Regions from separate parts of the Homo sapiens genome. Here region 2 is linked to region 1. Evidence: chromatin loops called from intact Hi-C (ENCODE). Cell type or tissue: Calu3. All regions are shown on one strand. Each heading gives the region's core, and the rest is flanking DNA. Links, peaks and the distances in the headings are about the cores only.

Region 1 (4,404 bases), core at 96-4,095:
ATTACAGGTGTTAGCCACAATGCCCAGCCAATAAAATTCTTAAGTTAACATTTAGATTCAAAAATAAATCTCAAATTGTATTTACTACATTAAAATGTTTTAATGAGGCTGCATATAATTATTGCTTTGCAGAAAGTATTAAAACCATTTTAATGTAAGATTATAGATTATCATTTGTATCACCATTTTCACTGTTAAACAATGCCTAGAGCCTGAAGAATCTCATGTGCATGCACGTGTGTGTGTGTGTGTGTGTGTGTGTGTGTGTGTGTGTGTGTTTTACTAAAGCATGGAGCCCAGGACAGGGGCCCCTCTAGTTCAGTCTAAAGGCAGAACTGCTTCCCTTCTTGTAATGGCTTTCCTTAGAATTACATCTAAACTCCTTACCAAGAACTGCAAGGCCCTACATGGTCTGACTTCTGCCGAGCTCTGAGCCCTCATCACCCACTGCTCCTGCTTTTGTTCAGTGGTCTTTGATCTGCTCCTCAGACTCCACAAACTCCTTCTTGTTCAGAAACTTTCCACTGGCTCTTACCTCTGCCTAACACAGCTGCTTTCAACTCTACCTGGCTGGCTTCTTTCAGTCCTTCAGGTTTCAGCTTAAGGCAGGCAATATATGTAGTGATTATAAGCACAGATTCTGCAGCTAAATTCCCTGAGATCAAATCTGGCTCTACAATTGCCCATCAGTGTGTTCCCGGTCAAGTCTCCAAATGGATCTTTCAGTTTCCTCTTTTATAGAAAGGAGGCAATAGTACTTTCTCATATGACTGCTGTGTAGATTGAATGAGTTAATAGAAATAAAACTCAGGCTAGCATAGAAATAAATCATAGCAATATCATATAAATCATAACAATAAATCATAGCTTAAGAAATCAAAAGTCACCTCTTCAAAAAGACTTTCCCTGACCACCCAACGTAAAATAGCTTCCCACGGGCACATCACTCTATTTCATTTTTTCCCAGTATTGATCACCATCTGAAACTGCATTGTTTATTTTATAGTTGTTGTCTGTCTTCTTCCCCTAGATGACAAGTTTCATGAGAACTGAGCCCCTGTCTCAAAGTCCGTTGCTATATACTCTTGTGCCTGGCACATAGTTGAAGTCATTAAATATTTGTTGATTAGCTAGATTTTATTTAAATCCTTCCAATTTTAAACCAAATCAGAAATTATAGGTTTAGGAAGATGAAATTTACTCTTCTTTTTCCAACCAACTCATCTCAAATTGTGCTCATTTATAATAGGTTACAGGCATGTGCGCAGAGCTGCAGTGTGCTAAAAAGTAGGTGTCAAAGGTAGTATGGGGGTCATGGTGTTGAAGACTGCCAGCCACTCGCAAACAATGAGAGACACTTCTAACGGTCTCAAGGAAAGAGGAGTCTTTGCAGTTATCCAGCTAATTTAGGCAATGTGGATTTCCCACCTGACAGATTTAAACTGTTGTTTGTTGTTAATGAACAAATTGACCAGAAAATGACCAACTTTTGCCTTGTACAGCGGAAGAAGTCATAAGCTACGGAGGCAACTATTCTCTAAAGAAAAAGCAAGAAACATGGGTCTTAATAGAACATCATCAAAATTTGTGAATGAACACAAATACCAGGGGTGCCACTTGAAATTATACCTTCTAAAGTAAGAATAAAAATTCCATTGTCCAAGAATGGAATCCATTTCTTTGCTGACTATTGTCTTGCTTTTCACAAACAGATTTCTTGAGCATGCTGGACACTGGCATCAAGCCAAAGACATAAGAAAGCAATGCAACGAATCCCATTCTAATTTGGGTAATGTTACAGATAGCTAAGTCTCAAGAGCCCATGTGACTTGCCCATAAGAAAGCTGTCTGCTGTCCACCGCACCCTGTGGTAACAACCTGAACACCTCTGTCTCCTTTGCCTTCTGTTCCCCCATGTTCCCCCAGTGTTTCTCACTTTGCGCATTCCTACTCTTCTGAATGGAAAAACTGATTTGTCTCCCTTTGAGCTCTTGGACAGAAAAGATAGAATTAAAATAAAACACAATGATCATTCACATTGTGTAGAGAGAAGCTATGTATCTGAACCAAAACCTGTGTCAGAAATGTATTGAATAATACCAAAAAAAAAAAAAAAATGACACTCAAAGGTGTGGCCCAGTTTCTCACTGCTGCAAGTACAGGGAAATGTGTAAGAAATGACTCCAATCATTTCAAATGGTGTTTTGTTTCCTGACCAGGCCACCATAAAGGGTTCTATTAGTTTACATAAGCTGAGCACCTTCCCTATACGCAAACACTAACATCCTGTGAAATAAAAAATAATGGAACACTGCAACTCACTGCAGTGACAGTAGTCCCCACTTACCTGCGGTTTACCTTTGAGATTCCAGTTACTCACAGTCAACTTTGGATGGAAAATGTAAACTGAAAAATTCCAGAAATAAACAATTCCTAAGTCTTAATTTGCACACTGTTCTAAGTAGTGTGAGGAAATCTTGTGCTCTGCTCCCTCCTGCCCAAGACAAGAATCCTGTCTTTGTCCAGAGTATTTGTGCTGTTTCCTGCCCATGAGTCACTTAGTGGCTGTCTAGGTTATCAGATCACCCACTTCAGTATCACAGTGCTTGTGCTCAAATAACCTTCTTTTTATGTAATAATGGCCCCAAAGCACAAAAGTAGTAATGCTGGCAATTCAGGTATGCCAAAGAGAAGCCATAAAGTGCTTCCTTTGAGTAAAAAGGGGAAAGTTTATCACAGGAAGGTATGTATGGAAAAAAAGCAGTGTATGTTTTCAGGCATACACTGCGGCTCTTGGAAAATATTCCCCGGAGATAAGGGGGACTACCATATTCATAAACAACTGCAGAGACTGAGCTTTCTAAATCTCTACCACAATTTCCAACAAGACTGTGTCAATAAATTCCCTTAGATTGCATCCTTTTGCCTGATGGTTTACTGACAAAAAAAGAAATAAAATAAGGACATCAAATTTGCTTCATTCTATGGAAGTTTTATTCCAAGTCTTCAAAAGGAAAAAGGGAAGAAACAACAGAAGTATTGAGATGTGAATTCACTCATATAGAGAGCAAGTTCAGATTGTTTATAATCTGCTGGCACACTGACAAAGCAGTAAAAATAACAGTTTACATCAGCACCACCTGGCTCAAAAAAAAATTCTTTTATTCCTTGTTTTGAGGGAGTTAAGCTGATATCCACCCCCACCCACCTACCTATCCACTTTTCTGGGAGGACCTTAGACTAAGCCAATGAAAGGGAAGTCCTGATATAGCAGCCTGTGGAGAATTAGATCTAAGGGACAGAGCTGCCGCATAAAGCTGGACAATCTGAAGGATGCACAAATTATCCTGGCCTGGGAGGAGACGTTCAGCCTGAATTTGATTCACCAGTGCTTGCATCTGGCTCAAGACTGTGTCCAGGGTGGCAGGGTTACCTTTGTCTATTTTGTCTTCCCAGACAGGGTGCCTTTTTCTAATTCATCAAAAGGAGCCATATAAGAAGCTCCTACTCCAGTATAAACTCCAGCATCACTTCTTCACTGTGAAGGTTTACACCTTACTTTTCCATGATCTTTATATGGATGTCTATAATTTTAATATTTATCACATTATAATCATTTATTTGCATGTCTGTTTTGACATAAGACTTCAAGATTCTTGAAAGCAGGCACTGAGTACTTTTCCCCTCTTTTATACCCAGTTCCCAGCATAGAACTTGGTACAAAATAAATTGTGCCAATGCTTGAAAAAATATGCTTATTGTATGGATGTTTGGAAAAATGGATGGATGGATAAATGGACAGATGAGTGAAATCCAGAACAGACCTATCAAGAGTATGAGAATTGGCTTGGAGTCAGGGCAAAGGACTTCTCTTCCTGTTTTTTCTCTATCCTTTGACAGTATTGGTGAAAGAACAGAGAATAAAAGTCAAAATAGTCAAGAAGAGATTTTGTTAATGGTAGCATTCCTCACTCAATAAGCTAACACAACTGTATGCAACTAGCACTGTTCTGTAGTTTTTGAGGTTGTGCTGGATATCTTCAATTTGCCCTCTCCCTGCACAAATCAATTACTAACCCATCTCCACCTCACTTTGTACCCTGGGAGGTGGACCTATATGGGCTACAGTAGGAGAATTAAAGAGTGTTTTGAGACAGTCCACTCTGGTGCATCTTATGTTGGCTTTCCTCCACCCCCTCCATCAAAACTTATTTTTTCTGTACCTTCCTTTAAGTGAGAGACTACAGAAAGTTAAGTGTCACGCTTCCCAAAGTTTCCTTGTATATCTGGGGAAGACACTCACTAATGTGACCCCTCAGGTAAATAACCTTCTGTGGAAAGCAGCTTTAGTGGAGCCATTTCTTTGGATACCAGCCTCTGGAGTGGAGCGCTGAGTACTTTAAC
Region 2 (4,404 bases), core at 270-4,269, 67 kb before region 1:
GTTGACTGGAAGGCTTACCGATAATATAAACAGTTGATTAACATATATTTTGTATGTTATATATACTACCTACTGTATTTTTACAATAAAGTAAGATAGGAAAAACAAAACATTATTAAGAAAATCATAAGGATGTGAAAATAAATTTGCAGTAGTGGATTGTATTTATCAATACTGTAAGTTTATGTCGTCTGTTTACAAGATGAATTGCCTATCTGAAATGGTGGGCAACTGCACCTGACATCCTCAAGCTATGGGACTTATCAAGCAACTGAGCTTTTGCTTGTAATGTCATAACTTTTCTCTGCTTCTTGGAAGCACTTCCAGCATCACTAGTCACACTTCATGTGAGTCCCATGGTGTTATTCAAGGTGTATTATATTGTACTAAACATGATGAAAAATAAACAAGAAACTTGAGAGACAGCTTTTTACTGTGATACACAATTTACTGGAGAGACAAACTGCTTACAAAGAGATGATTAGCATTAGGTGGCATTTTAAGTGGATACTTGTAACACTTGAGCTCACCACAATAGCAACAAGAGGTGGCTATAAAACTATTACAGTAGTATAGTATGCACTACAGTTAATTTTATGAAGTTATGATTTAACACTACATCTTTTTATTTGTTTACATTTCTCTCAAGTACAAATGGCACCATATACAGTCTGTGTTTGTGTATGTAAGTTTTGATAAATGTTAACTTTTAATGATAGATTAGTGTATATTATGGTAGTAAGTGATAAAATAGACTACTGTCTACATATATTTTATGCATTTATGACATACTTTTTCTTGATTTTTTCTATATTGCTATGCTTTGCAGTTTGTTTGTTTTTTTTAATTGTCAAAATCTCCAAAAAATTTTTCAATGCGTTTATGGAAAAAGAATCCACTTATAAGTGGACCTATGAAGTTCAAACCTGTGTTGCTCAAGGGTCAACTATATATATTGCAATTTTAGGTTGAAAAATATATTTTATCATTTACATTTATTTTATTTTATCAAAGATATATCTTTTATTTTATAAAATATATATTTTATTTTATCATTTACATATAAATATATATATTATCATTATTTATATATTTTTTACATATATTATCATTTATATGTAATAATAACTTAAGAAATAAGCCTATATCCTCCAAGAGATTTACAGTACTTAATTGTTGTCCAGACCTGAGTTCAACCCAGTCAATGTTCTATGTGACTCACCTTCAGAAATCTCATGTTCTGTGGACTTGTTGCCCAGGTTGAAATCCCTGCCTTCCTGCAAAGATAGAAGAGAAGTGGGAAATATAATACATTTTCTCTTCTTTCCTGGAGCCATAACTCTCCCTAGACCATGGAGAGAAAATTTCATGTCCTCTATTCAAAGATGAGAAAAATTCTAGAGTTACCCTTACACATTCAAAAATCAAGAAGAACAGGAAAGCTGAGATAACCCACAGACTCTTTGAAGGAAGCAGATTGCTCCTGCAGGGCGCCTGGAGACAGCCAAAAAACTGTGAGTGCCCAATGTGTGAAAGGGGGATTGTCTGCCCCCAAACACACACTCTCACTGGGGAACCTGAAGTTCCAGATCACGGGTAAAGGATTTGATCTTACCTGGAGCTGAGACAAATTTAGAGAGCTGAGTGAAATACAGGGGTAGAAGAAGCAGTAGGAAGACCCCTGTGGGCTCTCGGTCCCCAAGGAAGTAACTTCCGACTTTGTCTTACAGAAGTCCTTGGGGAGGGCTGCCAGAGGAACCGGGAAGAAACCACACAGGGAAGGAAACTTCCAGCTGAACTTTGTAACAATTTCGACCGAATGCAAAGTTTCCCCGACAGAAATCAGGGGAGGGGTTGAATCAGGAGTGCAATCACAGCACAGAAGCCATGGTAGGTGGGGAGAGGTGAAATCTAAAAGCCCTGCTTGCTTTCTCAGCTGGGAGGCTGGTAGCCTGGGGCAGCTTTTCAGCCCTGCTCACCCACTGCCTGGAAATAAACTTGGTGCTGTTGAGGGAGCACAGTGAAAGTGAAACCAGCCTTTTGGGCTGAGTGAGGCCTATAACTGCCAGCTTTCACCCATTTCCCTGGTGGCCTGCATGACACAGCAGAGGCAGCCATAATCCCCCGGGGGCAGAATTCCACTGGCCTGAGAACCACACCCCCCCTCCCCCGCAGTAACTGCAGTAAGACCCGCCCAAGGAGAGTCTGAAATTAGACATGCTTAACCCTGCCCCCACCTGATGGTCTTTATCTACCTGCCCTGATAGCCCAAGAAAAAGGACTTAACCTCTTGGGAGCTCTAGGGCCCCACCTACCACCTGATGCTCCCTCTACTACCTCAGCTAATGCCCTCTTGAAAGTGCCACCTCCTGACTGGAGGCCAACCAACACAAAACTACTGCAATAAACAAAACTACAACTAAGAACGCTCACAGACTCTGTTTCACTCCTCTGCCACCTCCACCAGAGCAGGTGCTGGTGTCTACAGCTGTGAGACTTAAAGATGGTTCACATCACAGGACTCTGTGTAGACAATCCTAGTACCAGGCCAGAGCCTGGCAACTCTGCTGGGTGGCTAGATCCAGAAGAGAAATAACAATCATTCCAGTTTGGCTCTCAGGAAGCCACATCCCCAGGGAAAGGAGGAGAGCACTACATCAAAAGAGCACCCCATGGGACAGAAGAATCTGAACAGCATCCCTTGAGCCCCAAATATTTCCTCTGACACAGCCTACCCAAATGAGAAGTAACCAGAAAAACAATTCTGGTAATATGACAAAACAAGGTTCTTTAACACCCCCAAAAGATCACCAGCAATAGATCCAAACCAAGATGAAATCCCTGAATTGCCAGAAAAAGAATTCAGACGGTCAATTATTAAGCTAATCAAGGAGGAATCAGAGAAAGGTGAAGTCCAACTTAATGAAATCAAAACAGTAATACAAGATATGAAGGGAAAAATCATCAGTGTAATAGATAGCATAAATAAAAAGCAATCACAACATCTAGAAGTAAAGGACACACTTAGAGAAATGTAAAATGCACTGGAAACTCTCAGCAATAGAATCAAACAAGCAGAAGAAAGAATGTCAGAGCTCAAAGACAAGGTTTTTAAATTAACCTAATCCAACAAAGAAAAAAAACAAAAAAAATTAAAAAATGAACAAAGCCTCCAAGAAGTTTGGGGTTATGTTAAATGACCAAACCTGAGAATACTGGGTGTTCCCATGGAAAAAGAGAAATGTAAAAGTTTGGAAAACATATTTGAGGGAATAATCAAGGAAAACTTCCATGACCTTGTTAGAGATCCAGACATCCAAGTACAAGAAGCTCAAAGAAAATCTGGGAAATTTATCACAAAAATATCATCACCTAGGCATAGTCATCAGGTTATCTAAAGTCAAGACAAAGGAAAGAATCTTAACAGCCATGAGTTAAAAGCACTAATTAGATAACCTATAAAGGAAAACCTATCAGGTTAGCAGCAGATTTCTCAGCAGAAACCTTACAAGCTAAAAGGGATTGAGTCCCTATCTTCAGCCTCCTAAACAGAACAATTATCAGCTGCATACAAGAATTCTGTATGCAGTGAAACTAAGCTTCATTTATGAAGAAAATATACTCTTATTTAGATAAACAAATGCTGAGAGAATTAACCACTACAAGCTAGAACTACAAGAACTGATCAAAGGAGCTCTAAATCTTGAAACAAATTCTCAAAATACACCAAAATAGAACCTCCTCAAAGTGTAAATCTCACAGAACCTACAAAAAAAAAACAATAAAAATTAAAGAAAAAAACACAAGATATTCAGGCAACAAATAGCATGATGAATAGAATAGTACCTCACATCCCAATACTAATGTTGAATGTAAATGTCCTAAATGTTCCACTTAAAAGATACAGAATGGCAGAATGAATAAGAATACACCAACCAAGTATCTGCTGTCTTCAAGAGACTCACCTAAAACATAAGGATTCACATAAACTTAAGGTAAAGGGATTTACCTTTACCTTATTCCATGCAAATGGACACCAAAAGCAACAAGGGGTAGCTATTCTTCTATCCAAAAAAAAAAAAAAAACACTAAGGCAGCAGCAGTTTAAACTGACAAAGACAGATGTTATATAATAAAAGGATATGTCCAACAGGAAAATATCACAATCCTTAATATATATGCACCTAACACTGGAACTCCCAAATTAATAAAACAAATACTAGTAGACCTAGGAAATGAGATAGGCAGCAATACAATAATAGTGGGGACTTCCATATTCCACTGACAGTACTAGACAGGTCATAAAGACAGAAAGCCAACAAAGAAACAATGGATTTAAACTATACTGTACAACAAACATACTTAACAGATATTTACACAACATTCTACCCAACAACTGCAGAA

The links. Hi-C counts contacts between places; a loop is a spot of excess contacts. Peaks named below come from ENCODE experiments on the same cell type or tissue, not always from the same donor. Only the 100,000 strongest peaks of a DNase experiment are listed, where the experiment ranks them.
Region 2: a loop joins it to region 1, with 7 times the contacts of the local background. A loop is called at or near these places in 1 of 110 quality-filtered maps.

What each region holds. Positions count from the first base shown.
Region 1 is chr4:75,246,721-75,251,124 of GRCh38, forward strand. No RefSeq gene overlaps it. Among named protein-coding and RNA genes, the nearest start is that of LINC02483, 110 kb to the right of the region's middle. In Calu3, for the core only: no CTCF peak of the experiment used is centred there; no DNase peak of the experiment used is centred there.
Region 2 is chr4:75,179,189-75,183,592 of GRCh38, forward strand. It overlaps LOC100506253 (a long non-coding RNA gene), which reads right to left and starts at 2,108. Exons shown (of 3, transcript XR_109812.5): 1 at 1,616-2,108; 2 at 1,223-1,277. RefSeq lists an enhancer at 1,859-2,359. In Calu3, for the core only: no CTCF peak of the experiment used is centred there; a DNase peak (open chromatin) is centred at 1,993.